Linked DNA regions of Mus musculus: region 1 is linked to region 2. A link is a loop called in an ENCODE intact Hi-C map of the cell type or tissue named here. Cell type or tissue: heart. All regions are shown on one strand.

Region 1 (8,000 bases), 47 kb before region 2:
TCCCTCCCTCCCTCCCTCCCTCCCTCCCTCCCTTCCTTCCTTCCTTCCTTCCTTTCTTCTTTCTTCCACTGTTTAAGCCACAGCACTGGAAGAAAAGTGGGAAAAGGGGTGAAAAGGGGGGAGGGGAGGGGAGGGGGACCTTGAAGGCAGCCATGTTGGGTCTTGTATGTAGTGGTGTGCAGACGCTCTGAGACGATGAGAGCGAGCCTGTGTGTCAGTAAAGGATTTGCTAAGGCAGCGCTGTTGAGTGTGCCATCAAGGGGAACCCACTCATGCTAAGAGACTGTCCCCTTCCTTAGTTTGCAGAGTAACTAAAGCTTGCTGAAGTGTAGGTTTAAAAATTGCAGGTTTTTCAAGGGACAGTGACACACATGTGTGTGTGCCACAGGCCTGAGGCTTCTCCTTCCTAGGAGGCCCCAGCGTCTGTGGTGCCTGGTAACTCTTGGCTTGTCTAGGCAGAGCTGCAGGCATCTCTATGGTGGTTTGTCCGGAGGAGCAGCATTAATGACTGACGTCTTTCACATATATGTTTGTGTGTTTGCGACAGGGTCTCACATGGCCCGGGTTGGCTCCAGAGTCACTATGTAGCTGAGGATAGTCTTGAACTCGCAGTCCTCCTGACTGCATCTCTGTGGTGTTGGGATTTGGAGAGTGAGCATTGCATGGTGTTTTTCCTACTCGTTGCCACGAGCCTAACTCAAGTGACAAAGACTTCATTTATGTCTGAGGAGCAACTGCGAAGTAGAGTGAACTTAGGGCGAACGGGATTTTTTGAGGGGGCGGTTCAGACAGGGTTTCTCTCAGAAGCTCCCAGAACTCCCTCTGTAGACCAGGCTAGCCTCAAACCCACAGGAGCTGTCCACCTTGTTTTTATTTATTTCTCCCCTAAGAATTTATGGTTTGTCTTAGGGTTTCATTGCTGCAAAGAAACACCATGACCGTAGCAACTCTTAAAACAGCGGCCATTTCATTGGGGGCTGGCTTACAGTTTCAGAGGTTCCGTCCGTTATCCTCATGATGGGAAGCATGGCAGCTTGCAGGCAGACACGGTGCTAGCAGTTTTGAGAGTTCTACATATCTTATCCGAAGGCAGCCAGGAGGAGACTGTCTTCCACAGGCAGCCAGAGGGTTGGGGGGGGGGGGTCTCTTTCACACTGGGAAGACCCTGAGCATAGGAACCTCAAAGCTTCACCCCTACAGTGACACACTTCTTCTAACAATGCTACACCTTCACCATAAGGCCACACCTCCTAAGAGTGCCACGCGTATTCAAACCGTCACATGTTTTAATCATGTGTATGTGTGCATGCGCGTGTGAGTGCTTGTGGAGGGCATATGAGAGCATTGGAGCCCCTGGAGAAGCTATGATTGATTACAGGGAGTTGACATGGGTGTTGGGAGCTGAACTCGGTCTTCTGCAAGAGCCATCTCTCCAGCCCTTTCCTCCTCCCTCCCTTGGGGCGTGGGGGGGGGCACTCATGCAGAGGTCAGAGGACAATTTTCAGGAGTCAGTTCTCATTGAGACGGGATCTCTAACTTTCTGTTGCCGAGTACTGCAAGCCTACCTGGCCCAGGAACTGAACTTGCAGGTAATTCTCCTGCCTCTGCCTCCCAACTCTGTTGGAACGCTAGGTTTATAGATGTTTGCCTCCATACTGGGCTTTCTACATGGCTCCTGGAGATCAAACTCGGTCCTGCCTGCTTGGCTAGCTTTTGCTTACTGAGCTGTCTTCCAGGCCCGTACCATGTTCCTATAAACAGAGTCTCACTGGGACCTAAGGCCTATTAATTAGGCCGGCCAGTGAGCACCTGGGATCCCTTGACCATCTGTCAGTGCAGAGACTTCATTCATACACTACCATACTTGGCTTTATATGTGGGTGCTGGAGATCGAACCCAGACCCTCATGTTTGTGTGGTGAGCACATTACTGACTGAGCTGTCTCCTATCCACCCCTTTTTCTGTCTTTTGTTTTTGAGACAGGGTTCTCTCTGTGTAGCTCAGCTTGTCCTTTAACTTGTACTCCTCCTGACTTGGCCTCCCATACCATATCTGATTCTTTGCTGCATTTTTAGAACATGAGAGAGCTGGCATTGATTTGAGGCAGTGCTAAGTCATTGCATAGCCTATGGAAGATGTGTAGTGTACAAATCTTCTTTTCCTTAAGAAGCAGAAACAAGGCTGGCGAGATTGCTCATGGGGAAGGGAACTTGCTCTCCAGCTTGGTGGCATGATGTCATTCCCTAGAGCCAGGTAGAGAGAGGCGAGAGCTAGAACCGGTTCCCAGCAGTTGCCCTCTGACCTCCACAGCACACAAAGGCATGCACATGCGCACACAGTGAGTAATTGGTTCGGTGAGAAAGAGGCCGAGCCAGATGTTGTAAGGGCAGGTTGCTTGTTTTTTACTTTTAGTGCCAACACTGTTAGCTGTGTTAGTTCTGTGTTAGCCGGGGTTCTCTAGAGTGACAGACAGGCTTGTCAGGGTTATGGAATGAATATGAGTATCTATATATTTAGAGAGAAGGAAGGAGGGTGGGGATTTATTATAGGCTGTGGTCAAGATGACCACAATGCTGGCAGTTGCCTATGAGTGGAAGGTCTAAGAATGCAGTAGTTATTCAGTCCATGAAGGTGCATGTCTCAGCTAGTCGGTATAGCTGGAATCCTGAGGATGTAGGCTGTAATGCCTGTCTGAATGGGCTTGCTAGGGAGAGCGAGCAGGCAAAGAGAGAGAGCCTCCTTCTTCCATGCCCTTATAATGGCTGCCAGCTGAAAGGGTGGTGCAGATTGAGGGTGGCGTTTCCCACCTTAAAAGATCCGGATTAAAAATGTATCTTCACACCTCAGATGGCTTAAGTAAGGGAAAAAAAAAAATCCGCCGGGCACACGCCTTTAATCCCAGCACTTGGGAAGCAGAGGCAGGCAGATTTCTGAGTTTGAGGCCAGCCTGGTCTACAAAGTGAGTTCCAGGACAGCCAGGGCTACCCAGAGAAACCCGTAAAGCCAAAATAAATAAATAAATAAAAGCCCTCACAGGGGTGCCCAGCCTCTCAGGTTTTAGTTAATTCCAGGTGTAGTCAAGTTGAGAACAACAGCCATCACAACTTCCTTTTGTGTTTAAATTTTTTTATAAAGATCTTTACTTTTATTTATTTATGTAGACTTCTGCGTGCATGTACACCTGTACCTGCAGGCCAGAAGAGGGCGCCAGATCTCATTATAGATGGTTGTGAGCCACCATGTGGTTGCTGGGGATTGAACTCAAGACATGTGGAAGAGCCGCCAATGCTCTTAACCTCTGAGCTCTCTCTCCAGCCCTCATGTTTTAAAATTTTTATCACATTTATTTATTTGTAAGTGTCTGTTGGAGTAGGAGAGCTAAGTCAGTAGAGTGTTTGCTATTGCAAGCATGAAGACGTGAGCTTGCTTTTTAGAACCAATATTTATAATCCACATTTATAATCCCAGCACTGGGAAGGCACGACTAGACCTTGCTGGCCGACTGGCCTAGCCTACTGCAGAGTCCCTGCCTCTGGGAAGTCCCATCTTAAAGAGCAAGGTAGAGAGCCAATGAGAAAGAACACATGAGAGTGTCCTCTAGCCTCTACACACCTGTGAGTACTTACACAATTGGGGCATCCATGCATACAAACACACACACTCAAGCAAGTTCACACACACCTGTATAGTTACAAAATAAAACCCACCCGAGGTACATGGACCCTGAGGAGGAACGCTCAGAGTTCTCTTTTCCCACAATTAGGCCAGGTGGTGGCTCACACTTGAAATCCCAGTATTTTGGAGGCTGAGGCAGGAGGATTACAGCTGGGCAGTGGTGGCGCATGCCTTTAGTCCCAGCACTTGGGAGGCGGAGGCAGGCAGATTTTAGAGTTCTAGGTTAGCCTGGTCTACAGAGTGAGTTCCAGGACAGCCATGGCTACACAGAGAAGCCCTGTCTCAAAAAACAAAAGAAAACAAAAACAAAAAAAAAGAGTTGGAGACCAGCCTGAGCTTACAGAGTGAGACCCCCTATTTTTGTTGTTTGTTTTTATTTTATTTGTGTTTAAAGCAGTTATACGAGGAGGGAACAAGGAGAAGCATGCTAGTTGGGATAATATAAGACTAAGACGTGACTCAATTAAAAACAGTCATTTATGTATCTATTTGCTGTATGTGTGGGGGTTTAACCATCGGAGCAAGCATGTGGAAGTCTGAGGACTACTGTGGAAGTCTCAGGTTGTCTCCCACCTTGTAGGTCCCAGGGATCAAACTCAAGCCTGGTGTAGGCCTGGTGAGCAATCATCTCTCCCCCTAACCATTGTGCTCCCCTTGCCGCCGTTTTTTGGGGGAGGGGTAAAAACAGTAATGTTGAGAGATTCATTCATTGCTTCTCTCAGACTGCCACCCATGAGCCTAAGTGCTTCCTCAGTTGCACACACCCATGCAGGGGAGGACATCTTTGTCTGAACATCCTAAGTCTAGAGAACACTTTGTGAGTGACGCCCTGTTAATGAGGACCAGTCACCAGCCTTTGTAGAGCATCCGCTACCTCCAGCACCAGCCAGGTGCCTTGACAGAACCTAGCGTCAAGAAATGGTGGCTTAGCGTACTGACGCAGGATGCCACAGCTGGCCCCGGGGGAGATGGGAAGGGATAAAAATAGACAAAGCCTGGTCCTCGTCTCCTGGAGGCTGGGAGTCCAGGGATAGACATGACTAATTATGAGTCACTCGAGGTGGTGTGTGTTATCAAGGAAAAGGAAGTTGTTTGGAAGTACAAAGAAGAGAGAAGCAAGGGGAAAGGGCAGGCAGGGGAGCCGCCAGAGGAAGTGAATGTCACGAGAGACGGGGACAGGGACAGAACTGGCCAGGCTCTGCTTCCTAGAATCCTGTGGGCATCCAGGAGTTTCTGGAACATCAGAGTTCCTGGCATTTGGGTGGGTTCGGGATGGGAAGGTGAAGAGAAAGAGTTGGAGCTGGGGGTGGGGGGAGTGGGGGGGTCGGCAGTGCCTGAGAAAGGCTGTTGCCATGGTTCCCTGGAAAAAACAATGGGGCCAAACAGAGGTCAATGGAAATGAAATGGAGATCACCTGAGAATGATCTGTGCTCCAAGACCAAAGTGTGAATCTGTTTTGTATTTTGTTTGTTTGTTTGGTTTTACGAGAGAGGAGTTCTCCCTGTAATAGTCCTAGGTGTACTGGAACTCACTTTGTGGACCAGGCTGGCCTCGAACTTCCAGCACTGGGATCAAAGGCTTGTGCCCCCATGCCTGGCCAGTCTGAACTTGTAAAATAGGCATATACTTACCCAATGTCTGTAGCCAGTGCTGATACCAACCAAAGGCTGGCTCAGAGCGAGGATTTAAGGTGCAAAAGGAGTAGCATGGTCCAGAAGAGCTTTTTACCCAATCCACGGGGTTTCTGCACAGTCCTACAAATAAAGCTGGTCTCCTGTCCGGCAGAGACTGGCTTACCACAGCAGGAGCCTATTCCTTTGACCTGCACTGGAGAGAGGCTGTCGGGCAAGCTTCCATTATCAAAACTGGAATTTGCTGTGTGTGGTAGTTTGAGCCTGTAATTGCAGCACTTGGGAAGTGGAGGCAGGAGGACTTGCCACATGTTCAAGACCAGCCTGGGCTATATAGTGAGACCCTATCTTCATTGAAGAGTAAAAAAATAACTTTAAAAAGTAATGCAAGGCATGAGAGACGGCTCAGCAGTTAAGAGCACTGGCTTCTCTTGTGGAGGACTGGGTCAGTTCCCAGCACCCACATGGTGGCTCACAGTGCGCTGTAACTCCAGTTCCAGGGGATCTGACACTCTTCTAGCCTCCTCCAGTGCTAGGCTTCTACGCAGTACACATCCCTATATATATGCAAGCCAAATGCTCATGAGATAAAAATAAATGCTACGAAGTGCAGGTCGGATGCACGAATGTAAAGCAGGCGGGCCTCAGAGCCTAGACTATCACTGGGCAATCTCTTCCCCCCTCTTCCTCACTCAGTGGAAATCTGCCTCTCTCTGCGTGCACTTACCTCTGCTCTGAAATGTTAGCTTTGACCTTTGTCTTGTGTGCATGTGGTGACCAGAGGTCACCATCTGGTGGCCTCTGCAGTCGCTTTCCACCTTTTTTTCTCCCTCCCCCCCCTTTTTTTTATTCTTTTTGAGATGGGCTTTCTCTGTGCAACCCCTGCCTGTCCTGAAATTCACTCTGTAGACCAGACTGGCCTAGAACTCAGAGACCTGCCTACCTCTGCCTCCTGAGTGCTGGGATCAAAGGTATGTGCCACCACCACCCAGCCACTTTTTGTTGCCGTTGTTTGAAAATATCTCATTTTGGGTGATGTGTAATGTGTTGGGGGGTCAGTGCATGTGTTTGCAAGTGTGTGCAGGTACCCAAGGAAACTGGAGGCACTGGATGTAACAGAGCCGTTGGTACAGATGGTTGTGAACCACCCAGTGTGCATGCTGGGAACAGAACTAGTCCTCTACCAGAGTATTCCACCATCGTCTGTCTGTCTGTCATGGTTTTCTAGCTAGCCTGGAATAAACTATTGATCAGTGAATGGCCTTGAACTCTCAAAAATCTACCTGCCTCTTCGTCCTAAGTGTTGGGATTAAAGACACACACAGCCACACTCAGCCCTGGGTTTACAGGCATGGACGTGCATGCTTGCAAGCAAACACTTTCTATTCCCAAAGTTGCTCTTTGATTTTTTTGATAAACACCAGTCACAGTCTCTTGACTTTTGCAAGTTTTCACAAGGTCACTGGTCTCAGGGAGTGTACTTCCAGTGTTTGTAGCTCAGGGATCCCCCAAACTGCCTGCCACGACCTCTGGTCCTGGCACTGCCCAGTACTCGGTGTGGCTCCTCCTTGTTAGGGCCTGAGTGTGGAAGTTGAGCCTCTCACTCTTAGGTGTGTCTAGTTGAGGCTTTCCTTTTTGTCTTACTATCCTTACTCAGCTTTGAGAACCCAGCTTTAGGGCTTGAGAGCTGGCTCAGTGGTTAAGAGCACTGGCTGCTCTTGAGAGGACCTGGGTTTGGTTCTCAGCACCCACACAGTGGCTCAGAACCATCCATACCTCGATTTCTAAGGAGTCCAGCGCCCTCTTCTAACCTCTGAGGGGTCAAGGCAGGAACATGGTGCATATACATGCACACTGTCAAGATAGTCATACATGTAAGACAAAATAAATAAAATTTTCGAGCCGGGCGTGGTGGCGCACGCCTTTAACCCCAGCACTCGGGAGGCAAGAGGCAGGCGGATTTCTGAGTTCGAGGCCAGCCTGGTCTACAAAGTGAGCTCCAGGACAGCCAGGGCTACACAGAGAAACCCTGTCTCGAAAAAACCAAAAAAAAAAAAAAAAAAATTGGGGGGCTGGAGAGATGGCTCAGCAATTAAGAGCATTGACTACTCTTCCAGAGGTTCTGAGTTCAATTCCCAGCAACCACATGGTGGCTCACAACCATTTGTAATGGGATCTGACGCCTTTTGTAGTGCAGGCATACATGCAGATAGAGCACTCACTCATATGCATAAACAAACAAATCTTTTAAAAATAAATAAATGAATGAAATTTTCAGCCTGGTCTACAGAGCAAGTTTCAGGATATCCAGTGCTATGCAGAGAAACCCTGTTCTGGGTGCTGGGGGCCAGGGGAAAGCACAGCTTTAAACTTTTCCCTCTACCTGCCTGTCTGCACAGAATGCCTTCTCTATCCCCATACCCAGAGCATCACACTGTGTGACACCCTTGCCTTCCCCAAGCCCCATATATTGTTGCTCTGTTGTTTTTAATCTCAGAACACTTATAAGGATAGAGGACATTGAGCAGATCAACATGACAATGTTGAACATGAGTGTGTTCAGGGCTGGGGATGTCAGCAGGCAAGCTTCCTGTCTGTGGAGCTGCTTGCCACAGAAACGGCTTCCCTCCCTCCCTGAGGCCACACCCATCCACCACCCACACATCTATCCACAAATCTACCCACCCACCCATC
Region 2 (8,000 bases):
GTTGTTTTTCGAGACAGGGTTTCTCTGTGTAGCCCTGGCTGTCCTGGAACTCACTTTGTAGACCAGGCTGGCCTCAAACTCAGAAATCCGCCTGCCTCTGCCTCTGCCTCCCGAGTGCTGGGATTAAAGGCGTGCGCCACTACGCCTGGCACCTTTTGTTTTTGTTTTTGTTTTTGTTTTTGTTTTTTGTTTTTGACATGGGGTCTCATGTAGCCCAGGCTGGCCTCAACCTTGTCATGTAGGCAAGGGTAGCCTTCACCTCCTGATCCTCCTGTCTCTGCCTTCCAACTCCTGGGATCAAGGTGTTTGCCAGTGTGTCTGGCTTGCTTGGCTATTTGTTTATTTACTTATGAGCTGCGGTCTTGCTATTGTCCAGGCTGACCTTGAACTCTTGGACTCAAGTTCCCTTCCTTACTGAGTCCTACCTGAGTGGCCAGGACTACTGGCAAATGACACTGTGCCCACCAGCCACAACATTTTTCCCATGGTAGGCTTGATAGGTGACTAGGGAAAGCTCCCGTGCTGACAGTTGTGTGGAGGCTCAGCGTGCTCCACTGCATCCATATTGCTGGCCGCCCTGCTCCGACTCACTGCCTCCCTCCCTCTCTCCTTGCAGTTGTCATGGATGATGACGATGACTCCTGTCTCCTCGATCTTATTGGGTAAGATGCTCCTGTGGGGCCCAGGGTGGACCGCTCGTGTGAGGTGTGAGGAGTAGAAAGAGCTCTGTAGCTATCTTAAGCTCCTGGCCTTTTAAAATAAAAAATAATACTTTACCATGGTTACAGCAATAACTAGCACAGAGAGTTTGTGTGTTTGTTTGTTTGTACTAAGATTTTGTTATACCAGGCAGTGGTGGCACACACCTTTAATCCCAGCACTTGGGAGGCAGAGGCAGAGGCAGGCAGATTTCTGAGTTTGAGGCCAGCCTGGTCTACAGAGTGAGTTCCAGGACAGCCAGGGCTACACAGAGAAACCCTGTCTCAGAAAACAAAAATAAATAAATAAACAAATAAATAAGATTTTATTTATTTTATGTATAAAGTACACTGTCATTGTCTTCAGAAGAGGGCATCAGATCACATACAGATGGTTGTGAGCCACCATGTGGTTGCTGGGATTTGAACTCAGGACATCAGGAAGAGCAGTCAGTGCTCTTAACTGCCACAGAAAGGTAGTTTTACACACAGGTCATAACTCAGCAACCCATTCCTTTTGGTTTTACTTGTTATTTTTTTTAGTAAGTCTGGGGATGGCAGGCCAGGGTGTTGCTTAGTTTTATTTTTAGCTCACCAAGCAAGGGCAAGGTCCAAGTTCACCCCCCAGGACTGAAGCAGTAGGCGCTTCCCAGAGACAGAAGTGTAGAAAATGGTTTAAAATGGAGAGATTTCACTGGAGCTAGTGTTTCGTTTCTTTTTGCCTTATATAACTATCAGCAGCTATTTACGTAGAAGTAGCAGTACTTACTTGTTTCACTCTCTCACTTCCTTCTTTTCTAGAGACCCACAAGCATTGAACTATTTTCTGCACGGACCTAGCAGTAAATCGGTAAGTGACAGACAAGTGTCTCAGGCTCGGCTTTTGTCTCTCCAAGCCCTGCAGTAACTGCCATGTTGAATTCCCCCTCTGCAGGGCAGCGATGATGTGACGAACGCAGGGTATTCTGCAGCCAATTCTAATTCAATTTTCGCCAACTCCACGGTGAGTGCTGAAAACCAGACCTGAAGCCTTTCTGTCTCAAGGAAACCTTACAAGAGAGGCTTCGATTGCCTCTGTAGAGTGCAAAGAATCATTACCTCACCTTGTGACTGACAGGAGAGGGAAAACCTGGATGACAGTATGTCAGTGCTCTGTTTGTCATAGAATCAGGCTCTTAAGTTTCTTCTTGCTTTTGACATTCCTCTATGTTACGTATGCGTGAGTGCCTGAGTGTACGTGTATCGATCAGGAGGAGGACCGCCTTGAGTTGGCTGTCTCTTTCCACCAAGTAGGTCCCACAGATCAAATCCCAGGCTTTGTGGTGAGCCTTCACCCTCTGAGCCGTCCCTCTGGCCCAGCACGTCCAGCTTTCTAAGCCTTCAACCTTATGAAGTGACGCCAGTGTTGTGACATTAGAATGTTTTGAATCAGCTGGGCGTGGTGGCGACACCTTTAATCCCAGCACTCGGGAGGCAGAGGCAGGTGGATTTCTGAGTTCAAGGCCAGCCTGGTCTACAGAGTGAGTTCCAGGGCAGCCAGGGCTACACAGAGAAACCCTGTCTCGAAAAAACAAAAAACAAAACAAAACAAAAAAGAATGTTTTGAATCTTGTCATAGGAGCTTTAAGGAGACTTTTTAATGATTAGTTACTTACAGATAATGTTATAAACAAGATAAGGTAGTAGCTAACACTGTTGAGGGGTAATATGTGCTTGTGAGGAGGGCTCGTGCAGACTGCATCTGATGCTCACAGTCCCTGCAGGAAGTGGTTTTACCGTTAGCTCTGTCTTGTAGACAAGGAAGCTAAGGCACAGAGAGGTTTACCCAGCCAAGAGGTTCAGTGCTAGGATTCTGACTCAGGCCCTAACCTCAACAGCATGGTCTGTTAAGATCTAGGAGCATAGACAAGATGGGAACGGAGGAGTCTTATTTGGAGACTCTCTCAGATCTATGTTTAGGGGCTGGGGAGAGACCTCAGTAGGTGGGAGCACTTGCTGAGCCAGAATAAGGACCTGAGTTCAAATCCCCAGGACCCACGTAAAAAGCTAGGCCTGGGGCTGGTGAGATGGCTTAGCAGATAGGAGCACTTGACCGCTCTTCCAAAGGTCCTGAGTTCAAATCCCAGCAACCACATGGTGGCTCACAACCACCCATAATGAGATCTGATGCCCTCTTCTGGTACATCTGAAGACAACTGCAGTGTACTTATGTATAATAATAAATAAATCTTTTTTTTTTTTTTTTGGTTTTTCGAGACAGGGTTTCTCTGTAGCCCTGGCTGTCCTGGAACTCACTTTGTAGACCAGGCTGGCCTTGAACTCAGAAATCTGCCTGCCTCTGCCTCCCGAGTGCTGGGATTAAAGGCGTGCGCCATCACGCCAGCAAATAAATAAATCTTAAAAAAAAAAAAAAGAAGAAGAAGAAGAAAGAAAGAAAAGAAGAGAAGAGAAGAGAAGAGAAGAGAAGAGAAGAGAAAAGAAAAGAAAAGAAAAGAAAAGAAAAGAAAAGAAAAGAAAAGAAAAGAAAAACCAAAAAAATAAAAAAAAATAAAAAAAGAAGAAGAAGCTAGGCCTGGCTGCAAAAGTGCTCCAACCCCAGTGTCAGGGTCTGAGACAGGAGGGATGCTGGGGCTTCTCCACAGCCCGCCCAGCTCAGCTTCGGTGAGAGGCCCTGGCTCTCAGAAGTCAGACAGAGTCCAGTGTGACCTCCAGCTCTCAGCGGTCTCGGCCATCCTCATGCTAGAAATATGGGTGCCAGCCACCTGCCTCACCTCTGCTCCAGAGAAAACAATCTTCTTACTCTCAATTGCTCTCCCCGATGCCTATCATGGTTCTTTAGGACCTGCTGAGGGCTAGCCCAGCCTTGGCTCGTTTGTCCAATCGTTCAGCCATTAAAACCTCATTAGCTGCAGATCTGAGTGTTGGTATTTACAGGCATGTGCACCACACACAAGAATACTTGTTTGTTTGCTCTTTCTTTCTTTCTTTCTTTCTTTCTTTCTTTCTTTCTTTCTTTCTTTCTTTCATTAATTTTTATTTGTTTGTTTACTTTTGCTTTGTTTGAGGCAGAGTCTTTGTGTAGCCCTGGCTGTCTTAGAATTGACTCTGTAGACCAGGATGGCCTCAATCTCAGATCCACCTGCCCCTGACTCCCAAGTGTTGATATTTAAAGGCGTGTGCCACTACTGCCACCACCACCACCAGCACTGGATTAGAATACTTGTTCTTGATTGGTCTGTTTTTAATTCTCCCATTCTTTTTGTTTCTTTCTGAATATACTATATAGTACACAGAGCATAGTCCCCTAAGGCTGAGGGGCTGGCTGGTAGAGGTTGCCTTCACACAAGATGTCTTTGGTTCCTTTTCCAGAACAGCAAGTTAAAAGTTTTTTTCTATCTGTGCCACAAAAGATGACTGGGCTGTGGCAGGAGTCTTAGTTTGTATTACTCTCTTCAGCTTCTCTTCCTGGGTCTGCATTGGAGTCTCCCTGGATTGTCTGTTCCCCTTGGGTTCCTTAAAGACATAACTAACACATGTGTGCATATCTGGAAAGGGGTGGCTTTTCCTTTTGAGTTAACTGGCTTTGTTTTTGTTCGCTCCATTGTTTTTAGTTTGAAATAGTTTTCCTAAATACTGGAGTGTTAGTCAGGAAATACAGGAAGTCAGAAGAGCACTCATTTTATGTGGGAACTCACTCTGGTCGGGTCTGGTGTTCTGGGGCCGTAGGGTATCTTCTTGGACATCTAGCAAGGTGATACTCAGGGCTCCTCAAACCTGTTTTGACTTTGTGGTGTGCAGTGGTCTGGATATATATCCCTGGGCTGAATCCCACTAGCACCTTAGAAACAACCTGAAAATCCATTTTTCTGAGAGTGCTTATCCCCAGTGGGATCCTATGTTCAATCTTTAGCACCCTGCCCACCTCCTCCAAAAAGGAAGGCTAGCTGGCAGTGGTGGCGCATGCTCAGGAAACAGAGGCAATCGGCTCTCTGTGAGTTCAAGGCCAGCCTGGTCTACAGAGCAAGTTCCAGGACATCCAGGCTACACAGAGAAACTCAGTCTTGAAAAGCCCTCCAGCCCCCCAAAAAGGAAAAAAGTATGACCCAGTAGCTTGGAAATAAGAAGCTGATCTCTAGATAGCCTTAGTTATCTCATGTTATCTGTCTGCCTGTCTTACATCTATTTTTTGTTGTTGTTTTGTTTTTGAAGCAAGTCTTACTCTAGCCCTAGCTATCCCGGAACTCACCACGTATACTAGGCAGACGTTAAGCTTATGGAGCCAGCTCCTCCTGCCGTTAGACTGTTGGGTTAAAGGCCTGTGCCAGCATGCCCACTTCTCTTTAAGGATGAGACAGAGGCTCACAGTGTGGCCCAGATTGGCCTCACCCTTGCTGTTAGCCCAGGCTAACCTCAAATTCCTGGCCATCCAGCCTGAGTTTCCTTGCTAAGACAGCGTGTGTGAGCCGCACCTCAGCTAGCTTCCTGTATGTTCCCTATAAAATCATCTGTCAAAGCAATGGTCGTACAGACTGTTCATCATAACTAAAGAAATAAAACAGGAGAAAGAAGGTAAGTAGTTTGGAGAGAGAAAGTTGTGTTTTCCAGGAGGACTGCAGGTTCAAGGCCAGTCTGAGTAGGACCTTGTTTTAAAGTAACAGCAACCATAAAATCAGTGTGGCCTGGAACTTTACCATTAAACTTTATATTTATAGTCATTCGGGAGAGGGGTTTTTAAGCTTGTCTTCTGAAGGTTTGATATGCCTTATAACACACTGATTCTGCTTTTTTTAGAACGCTGACCCTAAATCGGCCCTCAAAGGTGTGAGTGACCAGCTTGGGGAGGGGCCCAGTGATGGGCTGCCGCTTGCAAGCAGCCTTCAGTTTCTTGAAGATGAACTTGAGTCTTCACCTCTCCCCGATCTCAGCGAGGACCAACCCTTTGACATTCTTCAGAAATCCTTGCAGGAGGCTAATATCACTGAACAGACATTGGCAGAAGAGGCGTACCTGGATGCCAGTATAGGCTCAAGCCAACAGTTTGCACAAGCCCAGCTTCATCCTTCTTCATCAGCATCCTTTACTCAGGCTTCTAATGTTTCTAATTACTCAGGTCAGACACTGCAGCCTATCGGGGTGACTCACGTGCCTGTTGGAGCATCGTTTGCAAGCAATACAGTGGGTGTGCAGCATGGCTTTATGCAACACGTGGGGATCAGTGTTCCCAGCCAGCATTTGCCTAACAGCAGCCAGATTAGTGGCTCCGGTCAGATACAGTTAATCGGGTCCTTCGGTAATCAGCCTTCCATGATGACTATAAATAACCTCGATGGCTCTCAAATCATACTGAAAGGCAGTGGGCAGCAAGCCCCATCTAATGTGAGTGGGGGGCTTCTGGTTCACAGACAGACTCCTAACGGCAACTCTCTGTTTGGGAACTCCACTTCCAGTCCTGTAGCACAGCCTGTCACCGTTCCATTTAACAGCACAAATTTCCAGGCATCTTTACCCGTGCATAACATCATTATTCAAAGGGGTCTTGCACCAAATTCAAATAAAGTCCCAATTAATATCCAGCCAAAGCCGGTCCAGATGGGTCAGCAGAGCGCGTACAATGTGAACAACCTTGGGATCCAGCAGCACCATGCCCAGCAGGGGATCTCCTTCGCCCCCACAAGCTCGCCCCAGGGCTCCGTGGTTGGGCCGCACATGTCTGTGAACATTGTCAACCAACAGAACACGAGAAAGCCTGTCACCTCGCAGGCAGTGAGCGGCACAGGGGGCAGCATCGTCATCCATTCCCCCATGGGCCAGCCTCACACTCCCCAAAGTCAGTTCCTTATACCCACAAGCCTTTCTGTCAGCTCCAACTCGGTGCACCATGTCCAGGCTATAAACGGGCAGCTGCTTCAGACTCAGCCCTCCCAGCTCATCTCTGGCCAAGTGGCCTCTGAGCATGTCATGCTGAACAGGAATTCCTCTAACATGCTCAGGACCAACCAACCATATTCCGGACAGATGCTTAATAACCAGAATACCGCCGTCCAGCTGGTGTCTGGGCAGACTTTTGCCACCTCTGGAAGTCCAGTGATAGTCAACCACGCCTCTCCTCAGATCGTCGGGGGACAGATGCCCTTGCAGCAGGCCTCACCCACCGTGTTACACCTGTCACCTGGGCAGAGCAGTGTTTCCCAGGGAAGGCCAGGCTTCGCCACCATGCCCGCGGTGAGCGGCATGGCAGGACCCGCTCGGTTCCCCGCCGTCAGCTCAGCTAGCACTGCTCATCCTACTCTTGGGCCTACGGTGCAGTCGGGGGCACCGGGATCAAACTTTACGGGAGACCAGCTGACACAAGCCAACAGAACGCCAGCGCCCGTCAGTGTGTCCCACCGTCTTCCAGTCTCTGCTTCCAAATCCCCCAGCACCTTGAGCAACACCCCGGGGACACAGCAGCAGTTCTTCTGTCAGGTCAGTGCCGGACACGTGTGGGGGTGGGGCTGGGTGGGAGTTCCTGTCATATACATATAATTATATAAGTGTCACCCTGGGTGAAGTGTACTTCAGTGTTTCAATTTTGGTTGATCAATTCTTCCTCTTAATGGACGGCTCTTAGCTGTTGTAGAGTGGAGACTCTGGAATGGAATTGGATTTGGGGCCAGTAGATGACTCAGGAGGCGAAGGCACTGACTGTCACACCTGAGTCTGACCCCTGGGCACACATGGTAGAAGACAACCGCGCCCTAAGTGGCCCACTGACATTGACACACATGCTATGGCAGGAATATTGTGTTAGCTTACTGTCACTGAGGTGACACACTGTGAGGAGGAGCGGGTTACACTTCCATGTCACAGTCCATCCGTCACTGAGGGAAGTCCTCGTGGGAAATCAGCATAGATATCTGGAGACAGGGTCGGTGCATAGGGCACGGAGAAGCGCTGCTCTCTGACTTGCTCACCATGGCCTGCTCAGCTAGTTTGGTTTGGTTTGTTTCAAGGCAGGGTTTCTCCGTGTAGCCCTGGCTGTCCTGGAACTCAGTCTGTAGACCAGGCTGGCCTCAAACTCAGAAACCCACCTGCCTCTGCCTCCCAAGTGCTGGGATTAAAGGCGTTCGCCACTAAGCCCTGCTTCTCAGTTTCTTATATGCACAGAACCACCTGCCAAGGGATGGCACCACCCACAGTGGGTTGGGCTCCCCCACATCAATCGTCAACCAAAAAATGCTTCACAGACTTGCCCAGAGGCCAGTCTCATGGAGGCAGTTCCTAAACTGGATCTCCCGAGTCTCAGATGACTCCAGCTTGTGT

What was found. Peaks named below come from ENCODE experiments on the same cell type or tissue, not always from the same donor. Only the 100,000 strongest peaks of a DNase experiment are listed, where the experiment ranks them.
Region 1: it touches region 2 in a loop (2.2-fold over the local background); 6 of 42 quality-filtered maps call a loop at or near these places.

The regions. Positions count from the first base shown.
Region 1 is chr17:46,871,040-46,879,039 of GRCm38, reverse strand. It overlaps a transcript of Bicral not described here. Among named protein-coding and RNA genes, the nearest start is that of Tbcc, 16 kb to the left of the region's middle. In heart, a CTCF peak has its summit at 3,212 (motif pointing right); a DNase peak (open chromatin) is centred at 4,739; H3K4me3 peaks cover 698 bases; H3K27ac peaks cover 2,385 bases.
Region 2 is chr17:46,823,613-46,831,612 of GRCm38, reverse strand. It overlaps Bicral (BRD4 interacting chromatin remodeling complex associated protein like), which reads left to right and starts at 200. Exons shown (of 11, transcript NM_001100452.1): 1 at 200-662; 2 at 1,500-1,548; 3 at 1,633-1,701; 4 at 5,490-7,163. The coding sequence starts at 622. In heart, no CTCF peak of the experiment used is centred here; no DNase peak of the experiment used is centred here.